Regions from separate parts of the Homo sapiens genome. Here region 2 is linked to region 1. A link is a loop called in an ENCODE intact Hi-C map of the cell type or tissue named here. Cell type or tissue: CD14-positive monocyte. All regions are shown on one strand.

Region 1 (8,000 bases):
CGTGTATATGCATGTGTGTGCAAGTGTGTGCGTATGCCTGTGTGTCCATGTGTGCGTGCATGGGTATGTGTGTGCAAGTGTGTGTGCATGCATGTGTGTCCGTGTGTGCATATATGTGTGTGTCCATGTGTGTGCATGTATGTGTGTGTGCATGCACAGTTGTTTGGTTTTGCCTTCTGTGATGACACAGCAGCACCGAGGTGACAGTCTGTGTGCACAGCAAAGACGTACATCTTGATAAGCCGCCTGCGGGTCTGGCCTTATTGAGGCTCTTTGTTAGGTTGTCTGCCAGCGGAGCTGAGCTGCGATCTTACAGGAAAGCTGCTTGGGAGGAAGGCACGAGATCAATGTGGAGAGGCAGGGCAGAGAGGGAAGGCAAGGGACAGCCCAGAGAGGGAGGACAGGAGGGAGGGAAGGGACCCAGGTCAGCTGGGGCAGGAGGCCCGCTGGGGCAGGAAGGGGTCTGAGATTTGTCCTCCTCTTTCAGGTCATGACAGGCCCTCCTGGGGACGAAGGTCAGGGTCTAAAACAGGGGCCCACCATGCACAGGCATGAGGGAAGCTTTCCTGATAACTCCCAGGAAAGCAACAGGAAAAGCCGAGTGCTTTGCATTCCCTCGGGCCCTTTGCCTGAATTTCTCTTCACCGAAAGGTGTGAGCTTGTCTGCAAACATAATATCATAAGGTGTTGTCTCCTGCACACAGCTGGCTAGCAGGAGATGATGGGAGGAAGGGCAGTCCTCCCCGCAAGTAACCACTCACCTGAACGAGCAGAGCAGGGATCCTGGGGGAGAAGACTCGGTTCCCTGGGTGTCTGGAGTGGAAAAGCACAACTTGGGTTGTGGGACTGCAGTTGACAGAAGGATTCAATATGATGCAAGCCAGGGGATGCAAGCGGTTGGGCACGGCAGAACACCGTTGACTCACTGGTAAATATATTTCCGTGCCTCACCGCCTTTACTCCCAATACTGTGTCTTGTCTTCAACATCTTATAGTTCTTGCCATAAGGAAGTTCTTCTTCATGTCTCACTTAAATCCCCATTTCTTAGTGGATTGCCTCCGAAGTCTTCAAGGGACCCAGAGCACAGCTAAACCTCCAGGATCTCAAGTTCAGGGACAGTGAGAGGGCACAGCAAAATGGAGAGGAAGGAGGTCAGCAAGGCCCCTGAAGCTGGGAGGGAAGGGACAGTGAGACCTGGTAGAATTCGGCTTCCCCGTCAAGTGGCTGGCTCAAATTGAATTTGCTTACGTAGCTCAAGAAAAATTTATGGAGTCACACTGTGATAGGTACGATTCTAGGTGCTGGGGATCAAAACTCAATCCCCTGCCTGCTATTAGCCCCAGACAGACAATAAATGAGAAATCAAATAGATGAACAAATCATGTCACTTAGAAAATTTAAAAAGTAATAAGGTAGAGAGTGAAAGTGAGGGAGGTCCCCCTGGCTGGCTTTATCTCGGGAGGCCAGGGACAGCCACTCTAGGAGATGATATTGGGCTGAGACCTGACGATGGGAAGGAGCCAGCCATGTAAAGTTCTAGGGGAAGGGCATTCCAGGAGGAGAGAACAGCTGGTACAAATGCCCTGGGGTGAGAATGAGCTTAACATGTTTGAGAGGTGAAGTGTTTCTGGATGAAATCAGAGAAATCAGCAGAGCCAGTTCCTGTGGCCATCTTGCAAGTTTAGATTTTAAGATCAATGGGGACCAGGCATAATGACTCACGCCTGTAGTCCCAGCACTTTGGGAGGCTGAGGCAGGTGGATCACTTGAGGTCAAGAGTTTGAGACCAGCCTGGCCAGCATGGCGAAACCCCATCTCTACTAGAAATACAAAAATTAGCCATGCATGGTATCACACGCGCCTGTAATCCTAGCTACTAGGGAGGCCGAGGCAGGAGAATCACTTGAATCTGGGAGGTGGAGGTTGCAATGAGCTGAGATTGTGCCACTGCACTCCAGCCTGGGTGACAGAGTGAGACTCTGTCTCAAAAACACAAAACAAACAAAAAAGAGCAATGGGACGACATTAGAGGGTTTTAAGCCAGGGAGTGGTGTGATTTGATCTTCAGAAAGATCCACTCTATGTGGAGAATGGATCAGAGAGAGGCAGGATGCAAGGCGGGGGCCAGTTCGGGGGTGCTTGCATTAATCCAAGTGAGAGCAATGTTGGCTTGGCCAAGGGTGGTAACGGTGGAGATGGAGGGAAGCGGACAGATTTATAAAGTTTTGGAACTGAGGTGTGCAGACGTTGGATGGGAGGAGGGAAAGTGATAGCAATCAGATAGAAAATGTGTCCTGAAATGGAGAAGTCTCAAGGAGGGTCAGGTCTGGGGGAGAACACGCTAAGTTCAAAGTGAGAGCTGAAGCCAGCTGGACTTCTTGGGTCGAGTGGGGACTTGCAGAACTTTTTTGTCTTACAAGAGGATTGTAAAACGCACTCATTAGCGCTCTGTGACCCAAGGGCAGATGACATGCCAATAGGCGGTTGCAATGCCCTAAATTTCGCAAAGGACACCCGGGGCAAGACACACAGCTTGGCTTGGAGGAGCCTGGAATGGAACCAAGTGGGGGAAAATATGCTCTGTGCCCTGCTCCCCCCATTTCTGCCCAAGGAGCCTCAACACCTACACCCCCACCCTCTCCAGACTCCCCATGTTAGAATCGTAGAATTCCTTCCAGCTCAGAAATCTCATGATTCTATGCGACTTGACACTGAGCCATCAAATGGAAAGGCAGAGTCTCATTCTAGGAATAATGTGAGACCTCTTTGACCACGGAGGCCAAGGACAGGATGAAGGAAGCTTTCTTCAATCCCGAAGAGCTGGTCATTCTGAGCAGTAGCGTGATTCGCTCTGATGATCCTCTTTCATTTAGCCTTTTCCTACAGGTGAAAGAAATCTGTCTAAAATGAATGTCTAGGGTGGTCTTATAAGGGAAAAGAAGGAGAAGAGACCGAGGGGTCCCCGCAACCTTAGAGGGGCACATGAGCGGGAGGAGGAGCACAGCCATGCTAGGCCCTGAGCACACCTCACCTGCCGCTGTGCGCTGTGTCTGCAGCTCTCATCTTTGTCATGAGCCAGCAAATGGGTCTCCCCGTCCCCTTCCAGCCCACTCCTTTCAGCTACCTGGAACTCAAAGCAACAAAGACACCCCCAAAGCACTCAAATGTTCCCATATCACAGGACCTGTTCAAGAAGGCCAGCCAGCCGGAGCACCACCCCAGGATTGCCATGAGACTCCAAGGGAGGGGAGGTACCTCTCAAAGCCTCGGTTTCTTCATCTGCAAACTCAGATGAGCTCTAGAACAACACTGTCCAAAACGCTGGCCACCAACCATACGTGGCTATTTAAATTTAAGTTAATTAAAATTAACTGTTTTTTAAATTCGGGTCCTCAGGCGTGCTAGCCACACTCCGAGTTCTCAGTAGCCACGTGTGGCTGTTGGCTACCGTTTAGGACAGCACAGATGTAGGCCATCTTCATCATCTTAGGAGATTCAATTGGTGAGGCTTTAGGACGGGGGTTCCCTAAATATAGTGCCTGGACTAGCAGCATCGGCAACCCCTGGGAACACTTCAGAAACTCTCAGGCCCACCCTGGACCCCCTGAAGGAGAAACTCTGGGGGCGGGGTTCTAACAAACCTTCCAGGCGATTCTGATGCACGCTGAAGTTTAAAAATCAAGGCTCTAGTCTGGAGTAACAGCCTCACACATTATCTCGCTTGAGCCTCAACAATCTTATGCAACTTCTGCCCTTCCAGGGGAAGTAGAACCGTGACTCATCTTGCAGCTGAGGAGACGAAACGCAAAGATCACAACCCTGGAAAATGCAGGGCTGGACCTCTGGCCTTTGACCCTTCCCTGCTCTCATTTTTCCCATCAAATTTCTCTAAGATCATTCCAGAGTGAAAAAACAAAAACACAATCCTGTATCTCTGTGCCATACTGGAACTCCCACCAACTGGGTACTCGAGAAGTGAGAATGACTGTGACGGACACAGCGTAATGGTTAAGAAGCCACATCCGTTCCCGTTTCACAGATGAGGAAACCCGAGCCTGAGCAGACAGCGGCTTGCCTGTGCCCGCCGCTCCTTCCCGATCACCAGGACTCAGTCCAGGTCCAGAGAGGAGGCAGCTTCAGGGAGAGACAGGCCCAGGCTGCAGTCCTGCTTCTGTGATTAACAAGCTGGTGACTTGGGCAAGCCATGTGACTCTGAAAAGTCTCCATTTCTTCAGCTTGGAAAGTCAGAATAATAATAGGACTGGCCTGCTGTGGGATTCAATACACTCATGCATGTGAGGTGCTGGACACGTTCTAAGCGCCCAGCGCAGTTTTGATATTATTATACCAGACACTAGGAAGCTGGCCTAGTTTTGAAATTCTTCTTCTTTTCAATATAACCTGCCTCTTCTTTCTATTCATTGGCCCCAAGTTTTCCTGGAGCTCTTTGTCCCAGATTTCTCTGGATATGTGAGCACCTGCTTGGGTTCTCCAAGCCTATTTGGGAACCAGAAAGTCAGGGGTGGCCCTTGTAAGCACAGTCATCAAAAGAGAACTATTTGCCAGCTGGTGGTGCCTGTAGTTTCCTGGAACCCACCTGCAGCCCTGGGCAAACCCGAACCTGGCTTTGAGCTGGAAAAGAGCCTCCTTATAAAGCAGGGAAGATCCTGAGCAGACAGAGGGTATGAAAGGAATGGTTACACCAGGTTAAGATCCAAGGAGCCCATGAGTTGCTAGGGCAACGGCCCTGAATTCCAGGGTGCCACTCTTGGTCACGTGATTTGGTCAAAAGGGTGGGTCTCTCTGGCCTCTATATTCCCATCTATGGGAAAGGGGAGACTGAGCTGTCCCATCCACCGGCCTTGAGTTCCCAGAGATCTAGGATGAATCTGCCCTCGTTGTTTTCTGGAATGGGAGCCTCATCACTGCTGGGCATTTTCTGTCGCTCTTCTTCCAGTGGGAACGAGAGAGGCTGCCGTCTCTGTTCTTCCCCCACCCCTCCCACTCCCCAGAAACCCCAGTTTGCACTCTGCCCTCTGACTCAGTCCTCCCATCCGCTGCGGTCTCTCTCCTCAGTTCCTGCGGAAGCACCTCCTCTCTTTAACTTGACTCTATTTTTTTCTCTCCCCGTCTCTTCCCTGGCCTTGCCCTCTCTCTTTCTGCCCTGTAGCCGCGGGCGTCCAAATGAAGCTGGAATTCCTCCAGCGCAAATTCTGGGCGGCAACGCGGCAGGTAGGTGTGATGTCGGGCCAGGTCGGGGCTGGGGACTCACCACGCTCCCCTGGGTGTGAGACCCCCTCTCCCTCCCCTTGGATGCTCCACTGCCTTGAGGCTCTCAGGATGCCCTCCCGGCCCCTACACTTCTCAGCCCCTCAGCTCCCCAGCCTGCAGGCCGGGCCTCAGCGCTGGTCCCCAGCCCCTGCCAGCCCAGTGCTGAGGGCACGACCCAGAGTCACCCCTTCTCGCCACTCCAAAGCCACTGGCATGCCTCCCCGCTGAAAAGGGAGAGCCACCTCGATCCACCGTCCAAGGTCCGGGGTCCAGGCCCTGATGGCTGGCAAGAGATGCCAGAGACGACAGCGGCTTCTGGCTGAGAATTCCCAGCTCTGCCTGGCCTCGTCCTGTCCGTTCTACTGGCTCCTTTCCCCTCTGCTTCCCCAGAGCCCTCAGGTCCCTCTGGGCTTCTGAGCTGCCCCCTTCATCTCCCTCAAGCTCCCTCAGCCTCAATCTCCTGCAACGCCGAGCCCCTCGGCCCCCATCACTTGCTGCTGCCGCCTGACTCTGGGCAAGGGCAGGGAGCCCAAGAGTGAATCGAGAGGGATGGAGGGCAGGGGGCTGCGGTCACCCACCGCCTCAACCAGACAGCCAGTGCAGGAGCCCCACAGAGCCCACAAAGTCCCCTCCCCACACCAGCAACGAGGCCTGGGGGCTGCAGAGCCTGCACCTCTAGAAGGGCTACCTGGGCCCTTCCACCACCCAGGGCCTGCCGAATGCAGCACCCGCAGGCCACATACCACATGCATACCACGCACACAATGCTAACACACACCACACGCATGTGCCCTCCACGTACAGACACCCCACACATAGACACACACATGCACACACCTCACACACGTGCTCTCCACATACGACACACACATCCCACACCCACACCCCACACAGGTGCCCTCCATGTGCAGATACACACCCCATGCACACATGCACACACACTGCAGACGTACCACACACACAGCATTCCCACTTACACGTGCCATTTCTACTACACATGCAGTGTCCACATTCAGTCTCTCCTCTTCCTTCCAGTGCAGCACTGTGGATGGGCCGTGCACACAGAGCTGCGAGGACAGTGTAAGTTCTGCCCGTGTGAGGAAGGTGGAGGAGGGAGCCATGGCCCTCCGCCCGGTCCTCCTGGCAGGCCAGCTTCCCTCTCCCAAATGCCCTCCTTCCCTGCAGTGAAGCTCCCACGCTGCCTTCCAGAGCTGGGGGACAGGCTGGAGGACCGGGGTGGGTGAGGGCCCTGGCATAACCTCCCTTCTGGGTTTCCTCCCAGGATCTGGACTGCTTCGTCATCGACAACAACGGGTTCATTCTGATCTCCAAGAGGTCCCGAGAGGTGAGTCACTGGGGATATAGAATGAGGGGGAGAGGGCGGCAGGAGGACTGGAGACATTGGGCAGCCACTCCAGCTAAAGAGAGCCCCACGGCCCCAGGAGGGAACCCTGTTCGGGGCCAATTCAGGTGAAAGGTCTGAAGAACATGGTGTTCTGACACCAAAGTCAACAGAGCAAGAAGGCAGAATTTGGAGCACTTTTCAACTCAGGGAGTCAGAGAAAATATTACTTCTTCATTTTATCTGTCACTAGCCTGGCCTCCTCCCGTGCCTGGTAGGAGCCACTCAGTGACCCCATCTCAGGGCCCTGCCTGGCCACACTGGCCCAGCCTCACTCGGGGCCTCCCCACAAGGATCCAAGCACACTCACTTATCAGATCATTCCCCAACCCCCGCCTGCCTTTCTACCATTGTGGGGCCCAGAAGACATGGCTTCCCCACTTCATGTTCTTGTCCTGTCTGGACCTTATGGAAAATTATACTCTCACCCACCACGCCCGGCCTTCGGTGTGTCAGAGAAGAAATGGGGGATGGACGCGATGCTTTCTCGCCTGAATGCCTGGCTTGCACATCCTAATCCTCCCCCCGCCCCCGCTGGCTGTGGGTATCTCCCTGAACCCAGCATGTGCTCAGAAAGGAAAAAGAGAAAGTACAATAATATTTTTATACTTGCTGGGCTCCAAAAGGGGCCTCAAAATGGATTATTCCTTTAGCCAGGAATCAAACTGAGAAAGAAGCCCATTCAAACCTGAAGCAAATCCAGATATATTCACCAGATGTATTTCCTTGAAGCAAGGCAGAAGCATCAGAACCGCCTCCTGCCTGAGCCTCGGGGAAAGGGGCATAGTATTTGGTTCTGTGTGAGCTTTGCTACTAATTAGAAACGTGATGTGGGCAAGCGACTTCCATTAGCTGTGTCTCGCCGGGGGCTGGACTACACAGTGTCTAAGCCAGCCCCAGCTGAGGGCTCTAAGTTCCTGGGATGTGGAGGCTGATGCAGAGGTCGTGGCCAAGGCCACCTCCACGCATGGTAGGGCTGTGGTCTGGCCTGACCGGGATGCGGCTTCGGATCCAAAGAAGTCGTCGGAACAGGGCAGGAACTGGAGCAGGGATGTCGGAAGGAGACTTGGGAAAGAGGGCAAGTGAGGACAAAGGGGCACCAGTGGGTCATGAAATCTAACTCCTTGGGGTAGTGTTTAAATGACCCACTTAACGAGCAGCAGTTCTCAGCCACAAGAGTAGAGAAGCCAAAGATGGTTTCGTTCAACTTCCTGTTGGTGGGAGTGTGGGCGGGGCTTTGCAGGACACACAGCTAATTGAGCATCACGGTCACCTGGGCGCCTGCCTCTGGTACCCTCCCCCTTCTCCCTTTCATGCCCCATTTTC
Region 2 (8,000 bases), 530 kb before region 1:
CTTCTAACCCTGCTCAGCTTCCTGCTGGTTCTGATTGAGCATGCAGTTCCTCTCTAGATCATTCAAACCCACAGACATGGGGCTCACGGCCAGAGAGCTTGATCTAGTATGGTTCCCAGCTTCATTTCAAGGCCAAAAATGTTTGGGAAAAGCTGGAATCAACGTCCACACTTCTGCGAAGCTAGGAAAACCCCAAAGCTAGTCTCTTAGGGCAGCAGTAAATGCTCAAGAAAGTAAATATTTCTTAAAGAAACAGTTAAATCTGTCCAATTCTGCCACCACTATGCACCATCTGCCCTGTCCTGGTTTGTTATCACTGTTTTGATGGAGTAACCTGGCAAGTAGAAAGTATGACATTCAAATAAAAAAACATGAGCTTGAATCTCAGTGGTGCTACATGGGGCATTGGGCAAGTGCCTGCAGTCTCAGCCTCCACACACACAGGGACACACATAGGCGCACATCCTCATCTGGGAGTGAGGTGTGCTGTGGGAATAAAGCAAGGTGAGGGCCCATCCCAGGACAGCCCACAGACTCCGCACTCAAGACACTATTGAGGGAGGAGGTTTTGGGCCATGTATCTTCACATTCTCTGGAATGATAAGCACTCAAAAAAGCAGTTGAACATAAATGTTTTAAAAAGAGTTGCTTGGTCTGTGGATTTGTAATGCAAATGCCCCTAATAAGAGAAGAGAGGGGACAGACTCACAGGAGGGCACTAGGCATGTTCCTACCTCTCCAGGGTGCAAGAGAACCCAGAGCTACCTTCACAAAGATACTGTGAAAATGCAGAGTGTGAAACGCTCACACACCTGGAGGAAGTGTTCAAAAAGAATGCCCTTTCTTTGCTACATCATTCCATTTAACAGGCTGGCAATTTTCAACTTATCCACAACTTCTATTACCTGAGACCATCACAGGTAAATTTCCTAACAGTAGTAGCAATCGGCCTTAAAAGCATGATGTGTGAGATCGCAAGAAGGCATTATTGGGAAAATATGATATTCTGGATTTCAAGAAATTCTCAACTGCCGGAAGTCTTTGGTAACCTAATTCCGTTTTCAAGACAGGGTTGCTCCTTAAATTTACTGCCTGGGGGAACCAAAGTTTTCAAACTATCAATGTCAGATCAACTCAAGTGTGTGGGGAAGGTGGCACCGTTTTCTCTATTTCCAGGACAGGAACCAAACTGGTCATTATGTTAGGCAGGAGATGAAACATTGTTGCAGTCAAAAAGTAATACACTTTTACAGTCAAAGTAAACAGACCCTTATTTGGTGTGTGCATGTGTCTCTGAGCCTTGGCCTCTCCGGTCTGCCATTCTTTTTCATATGAGTTGCTCTTTCTGCAGCTAGCGGCCACATCATTTCCCTACTGCCCTGTAAATAATAGCTCAAGATCCGTCTTTTCCAGGAAGCATTATCTAATTAACACTATACATTCTGCAACCCATTAATTTATTTTCCCAGCCCCCACTCTTACTGAAGACTCTGCTGTCATTACAGATCAGACACTGCCCACCCAGCCACAGTCCTGGTATTAGGGCTACAGATAAAATACAGGACACCCAGCTAGATTTGAATTTCAGATAAACAACAAATAATTTTTTTTTCAGTATAAGTATGCTCCATGTAACAGTTAGGATATACTTACAAAAAATTATTTGTTGTCTATCTGAAATTCAAATCCAGCTGGGCATCTTGTGTTTGGTTTTGTTCTGTTGTTTCTTTGTTTTGTTTTTTGTTAAATCTGGCAATTCGATCTGTTACCCTTCCTCCTTGCTTACACTTCAGACAGAGAGAAGAAAAAGGTTGTGAACAGCCAAATAGAGAGAGGCCACAAAACCCAGGCACTAAATCTCAAACACTGTCTCCAAAGGAGAGACTCTTAAACCTTCACCTGGTCATTTTGCGCCCAATTTTAACAAGCTTTGTGGCAGATTACCAGTACCAAACTAGAAAGAAGGTTGGGAGTTGCTAAAGGGAAGAAGGATGTTGGCACAGAAAGAGTCCCAGCCTAGAATCAGGACACCCAGTCCTGAATCCCAGTGTCTTCCTTCTAGCCATGTATCTTTGGCAGGTTGCTGAGCTCTTGAAAGCTTCAGTCTGTTGCTTGCTTGTTTGTTTTTTCTCTTTTAATCAGCAAATTGGAAATGATCCTATCTGCCTTGCAGAGCTGATATAAGGCTTAAATAAAATAATGCACATGAAAACTGCTAAATAAATGTAAGATGCTTGTTATCACAAAGATTCACTGATGGAATAAAAAATAAGCATCCTCAGTTTCACTGCTGGGAAGGAGGCAAACTACAGAAATCAAACACAAGGGCTCACAAAGACAACACTCAGGCTGATTTAACGTTAAGGGCAAAGAACTGGTATACCTCAATAAAACAGAAGCAACACATCATCCTACTGCAGCACTGATGTTCAAAATGATGGCTTGGAGGCATCAGGAAAAGATGAAAGTAAATTCAATGCATTCTGTTTAAGAAGGCAGGGAAGTGTTTCATCCAGGCGAATCTATCTAGGCCAGGGGGCTTCAGTATGACACAGCTCCGTCAAGAACCCTGAGAGTTGCTTTTTATAAATGCACTGGGCACCTCAGTGTGCCAGGCACTGTGCTAGGCATAGTCACATTCATGGGCTTAGAAAGAAACTCTTTGTTCAAAGCAACTGGCTGTTATCCTGCCAGTTGTGGATATTCAATATTTGTGGATTGAATGAGGAAGAGGATGAATGAATGCCTATAGTAAATTTACAAAGTGCTGGATACACAAAAAGGACTCAGGATATACAAGTGGCTGGATTAACTCCCTTTATATTATAAGTGACGAGACAGGGCAGGGAAAAGAAAAGGTACCAGTTATGTGCACAAAGTAGAAACAAACAGAACGATGCCCTGACTGAGGATACCCAGCATGAGTTCAGGGTGGGTAACTTCAACACAGCAATGACAATCATACTGCAATCTGTCGGGTGACACCGCTCAAGGGAGCCAAGGGAAGACATGCCTAAGGAGGGTTTTTAAGTGGTTAATACTTCATGAGTCATCCTATTTCTCTACTCTTTGGAAACAGTCTGGTTTTATTTCCTAACAAATGACTGGGCCCTGTAATACCTCACCATCATGATTTTAACCCGTGAGGTTGGGTCGAAGCATACCCAAGCAGCATGGGGTTAACACTCCCCAAATCCGAGGCTATCAGTGGGCCTTAAATGCAGCCATGAGCTGAATGGGGCTATGTGGGTTGTGCCGATGGGCTGAAATCCACTAAGGTTAAGCTGCGGTAAACAGATCATCACAGCCAGGGCCAGAGAGGCTGACCCATTGAAATCACTTCCTTGCCAGTCAAACTCCTTATCAACCAGTCAGTTACCCCTGAATGAGGGTCCGTCACACGTGCTCGTACTAGTTCCAGACTTATTTGAGGGCAGGCAAAAGTCAGAGGAGATGATGAACCTGGTCTTGCCCTCAGGAAATTCATTTTTCTAAACAGAGGACAAACCCACAAAGGCAAGAAGACAATGACAGACATCTGCTAAGGCATGTGGATAACGTCACAGTCCAGCAGGGCTCCGCGGGAGGCTGCCTCTCAGGTGTGCACAGGGGCCTGTGGCTACCTGTGTGAAACGCAGGGCCCGCACAGCACTGCCTCCCAGAGTGGGGATTCCACAGCGACTCTGAACTTCATACTTAGAAGAGCAGGGCCTCACCTGGGCTGCCTTGGAATCCTCAGGAAATTGGATCTCATGGGGTTCTTAGACATCAGATAGTTTAATCCCTCGCTGGAACAGATGAAAAAGGGAAAGAGCCAAAGGAAAACAATGACCAAGTGCCAAGCTCGCACCATGTGCTCTAATCCTCACGCTATCCCAGGGGTCAGAGACACAATCTTTCTGCAGATCGCCTGCCAGTCACACAGCCAGGATGCAGGGAGGAACCAGGATCTGTGTGACCAGTGCCCCAGCACTCCCCTCACTGCCCCAAGCCACCGCAGGTGAAAACAGGAAGAGGCCTGTCCAGGTGACAAGGGTAACAAGTGGCACATCCAGGCCTGGACCAGGGCTTTCGACCAAGTCTTACATGCAAAAACGTTCATGTCCACTCCCCCTAGGGAGTGTTGAAGGTGCCTACTGCCGTATCGCTGTATTTCATTAAAAGGCCAAGTCTTTTTTTTTTCTTTTTTGAGACGGAGTCTCACTCTGTCGCCCAGGCTGGGGTGCAGTGGCACAATCTCGGCTCACTGCAAGCTCTGCCTCCCAGCTTCACGCCATTCTCCTGCCTCAGTCTCCTGAGTAGCTGGGACTACAGGCGCCCGCCACCACGCCCGGCTAATTTTTTTGTATTTTTAGAGAGATGGGGTTTCACCGTGTTAACCAGGATGGTCTCGATCTCCTGACCTCGTGATCTGCCAGCCTCGGCCTCCCAAAGTGCTGGGATTACAGGCGTGAGCCACCACACCCAGCCAGTGTCTTTTTTCAAGGAAACTTCAGCTATGGATCAAATCAATCTCCTCTCAATACATTTCCAGGGACCCTCCGGATCCCTCTGTTGATCAGAATTTTATCTTAACTACAGGTAGAAATAAGAATGCCCCAGCTTGGGTTCAGCCATGTTTTGTTAGAGGTTGTACAGGTGGCACTTGGGTTGTGTTTTAGAAGAGTAATTGTGGGTTCAGAAAGCATTTTCCCAATGCTATGTCCCATTCACTTGTTTTCTTCCTTTCAGATTAATAAAGATAATGCTCAGCCTGTTGGCATGGGTGTGAGGAGTCAGAAACTTTCATATTCTGCTGCTGAGAATCCAGATTTGGACAGGCTTTCTTAAGTGCCTTTTGGCAAAATAAAGCAAAAAACATAACTTTTCACCTATAAATCCTTCTGTTAGAATACATCTGCAAAAAGGGGTATATATAGAATACAGTTATTTATTTTACATATATATGTTATTATGTACATTATAAAGTTGTATATAGAAGAATAAAGTTATTCTTCACTGTGCTGCTGAAACTGTGAAAACAGCTTCGTGCTCACCAAACAGCAGATGAATTATGAACACCAGGACACCTTCACAGGATTCCACATTATACTGCAGATTCATATTTAATGCCACAAAAGGACAGTCATTACATATAGTTTTTAAAAACCAAAGTACATAGTAATATGTGTAGTAGGATTCTTTTTTAAAAAAATATATTTCCATATTTGCATGGTAAAGACTGGAAGGATATACACATAAAAGAGAGTAGTATCCCTTTGGTCTGAGATTTTGAATGAACTTCTTTGCTCTTTAAAAATCTGCCCTTAATTTTTTGATAATGACTATGTACGACAGTCACGTGCTGCATAACACTGCAGTCAACAACAGGCCACATACACAATGGTGGTCTCATAAGGTTATAATGAGGCTGAAAAATTCCTATCACCTCATGACATCTTGATGACCTGCGTAGGTCTAGGTTACTATGTGCGCGTGTCTTACTTCTTAACAAAAAATTTACAAAGCAAAAAATAAAATAAAATAATTTTTAATAGAATACATCACATAGAAAAAAGGATATAAAGAGAGTATTTTTGTACAGCTGTGTGTTTGTGTTTTAAGCTACATGTTATTATAAGAGTCATCAAGTTAAAAATTAAAGTTTATAAAGCAAAAAAGTTATAGCAAGCTAAGGTTAACGTATTATTGCAGGAAGAAACATATTTTTTATAAATTTAGTGTAGCCTAAGTCCACTGTTAATAAAGTCCACAGTAGTGTGCAGTCATGTCCACTCACTCATGACTCACACAGAGCAACTTCCAGTCCTGCAAGCTCCATTCATGGTAAATGACCTACACAGGCAAACCACTTTCTTAATCTTTTATACTGTACTTTGTACCTTTTCTATGTTTAGATATGTTTAGCATTGTATTACAATTGCTTACAGTACTGAAGTACAGTGGCATGCTGTACGGAATCCAAGGAACGATGGGCTACGCCATATAGCCTAGGTGTGCAGCAGGCTCAACCATCCAGGTTTGTGTATATTCACTCTATGATGTTCACATATGATGAAATCACCTAACAACGCATTTCTTAGAATGTATCCCCATTGTTAAGCAATTCGTGACTGTACTTGTGTAATTATAATTTTGAAATTATTCTCTAAATTAAAAGAGAAGCTATTATTGATATGGGGGGAAGCATTTTTCCTATAAAACAATCTGTAACTCATAATAAGATAATCAGATTGGATCATAAAACCTGTTAAACCTGTTTAGCATGATGGGTATGCTAGCTCAACTTGGGGGTGTGTTGGGGGAAAGGGACAAGAAGGAAAGAAGTTCCCTTCATTTCCTTGGGCCTAGGATAAGCCCTCAAGAGCCCTATTCCACCCCCAAGGGCACCTCCTCCAAGGCTCCTGCTATTCTCATGCTTCCTGGGCCCTGTGTCCTGGATGCACAGGCATACCGGGTCGCTCGCTGCTCCAAAGTTACCCACTTCACACCAACCTTGCCAACCCTAACCCTATCTCTCAGACATCACCCAGTCTCTGGGGAGCAAAAGAATGGCATCTGCCAAAAGAACAGCTGAGATGAGCCACCGGTGGTCAGTGTCACTGACTGGAGGGAGGGGGACCATGGTTCCAGCTGTATCAGCTTCATGGGGGTGGGGGTGGGGGGACATTTCTGGTATGCAGCCACTTTTGGCTCCAGTGCATCCTGAGCCACACAGCCAGGACCTGTGGACGGCATGTGTCCATTGGCCTTGGCATCTATCTCAGACAGACCCTTGTGCACAAGGCGCCCACCCTGGGGTCTCTTCTTGCTATGGACTGCATGGGGATGCTATTATGCCTATACAGATGTCCGTTTTCTTCATTTACCGATTCTCTGACTTACTGATTCAGAAGACGTTTGCTGCTAATTAGCCCCTTGCCAGACATCAAGGAGGGGTCAATAGTTAAAAAACGAGTTGCCCTCTCCTCCCCCCATGTAGCCAGCACTGGGGTCTAAAGTTGGCGTGGCATGCTCCTGCCAAGTCCTGCCTGGCTGTAGGAAAGGCATGCTGGGGGTAGTGAGGGGGAGTGTAGGGTCCTGGGATAGGACCAGGCTGTGCAGAGAGGGGATTCCAGGCTGGAAGTGTGGACTTAATCCTGGGACAGTCATTCCAGGTGCTGAAGCAGAGAAAGGGGACAATTAAGGAGATCTGCCTGGGGGCTGCCTGTGGGATACTACAGGGGGCTGAGACCAGAGGCAAAGACCAAACCTGAAGTCAGAGGAGGAGGCGTGGTCACCACAGGCTTCAGAGAAGGTGGCCAAGGGCAAAGTGCCTGGTTCAGGAGGGCCAGCTTCTGGCCTCCCCAGTGGTGGGTCCTGGAGGGTGTTACTCAGTTCCTCTGGGCAGCCCACTTTTCCTGAGTGAAACGCACATGATAACTCTGCCCTCGCATCTCAAAGGGGCTGGGTGCATTTAAAGTGCTTTGTTAAACTGTAGAGTGCTATACAAATGTTAGCTATTATTATTAAAGGGCTGAGACAGTATTTTGTCAGCAGCTTAGTTCAGCTTGGTTGAACACGGCACTCCAAACATTTCACCAAATACCAAACAGGACTTTGTTATTTAGGGAAGAGATTCAGGAGCTTTCATGGAACACTGGAACATCTAAACACCAGCGAAAAACACAACTATCCCAGCCTCCATGATAAGCATCTTCACTGTGGCGAGGCTGGAGGGCTGGTGAGCACTGTGACCCTCAGGCTCACGCCCAGAGAAGGCCTACAGTCTTGGGGTGCTTGGCTCCAAAAGGAGTCTAAGTCTGGAGGAAAGGAAAAGGAGGGTGTTCATACGGCCAGAAACAATGGTCCTGGCTAGTCTGTGTTTAGCCAGGTTTACCCTGAATGCTCACTCAGTTCTACAGGGGAAGGGCCTCTCAGGGACTACTGACCATGCAGAACACCTCAGAAACTTGGAATCCCAAAACCTTGGTCTTGGAAGGGCATTGCAGCCAGGCTGC

Evidence for each region. Peaks named below come from ENCODE experiments on the same cell type or tissue, not always from the same donor. Only the 100,000 strongest peaks of a DNase experiment are listed, where the experiment ranks them.
Region 2: a loop joins it to region 1, with 5 times the contacts of the local background. A loop is called at or near these places in 2 of 110 quality-filtered maps.

What each region holds. Positions count from the first base shown.
Region 1 is chr12:1,808,895-1,816,894 of GRCh38, reverse strand. It overlaps CACNA2D4 (calcium voltage-gated channel auxiliary subunit alpha2delta 4), which reads left to right. Exons shown (of 38, transcript NM_172364.5): 27 at 5,172-5,233; 28 at 6,308-6,352; 29 at 6,555-6,617. LOC105369601 (a long non-coding RNA gene) reads right to left here and starts at 3,699. Exons shown (of 5, transcript XR_931546.3): 1 at 3,033-3,699; 2 at 2,764-2,881; 3 at 927-1,171; 4 at 762-813. RefSeq lists an enhancer at 3,685-3,924. In CD14-positive monocyte, no CTCF peak of the experiment used is centred here; DNase peaks (open chromatin) are centred at 3,754, 4,124, 5,044, 6,584 and 2 weaker places; H3K4me3 peaks cover 4,703 bases; H3K27ac peaks cover 5,500 bases.
Region 2 is chr12:2,337,146-2,345,145 of GRCh38, reverse strand. All of the region lies in intron 3 of CACNA1C (calcium voltage-gated channel subunit alpha1 C), which reads right to left. Among named protein-coding and RNA genes, the nearest start is that of CACNA1C-IT3, 71 kb to the right of the region's middle. RefSeq lists an enhancer at 7,184-7,684. In CD14-positive monocyte, no CTCF peak of the experiment used is centred here; DNase peaks (open chromatin) are centred at 3,045, 5,785 and 6,065; H3K4me3 peaks cover 4,189 bases; H3K27ac peaks cover 7,014 bases.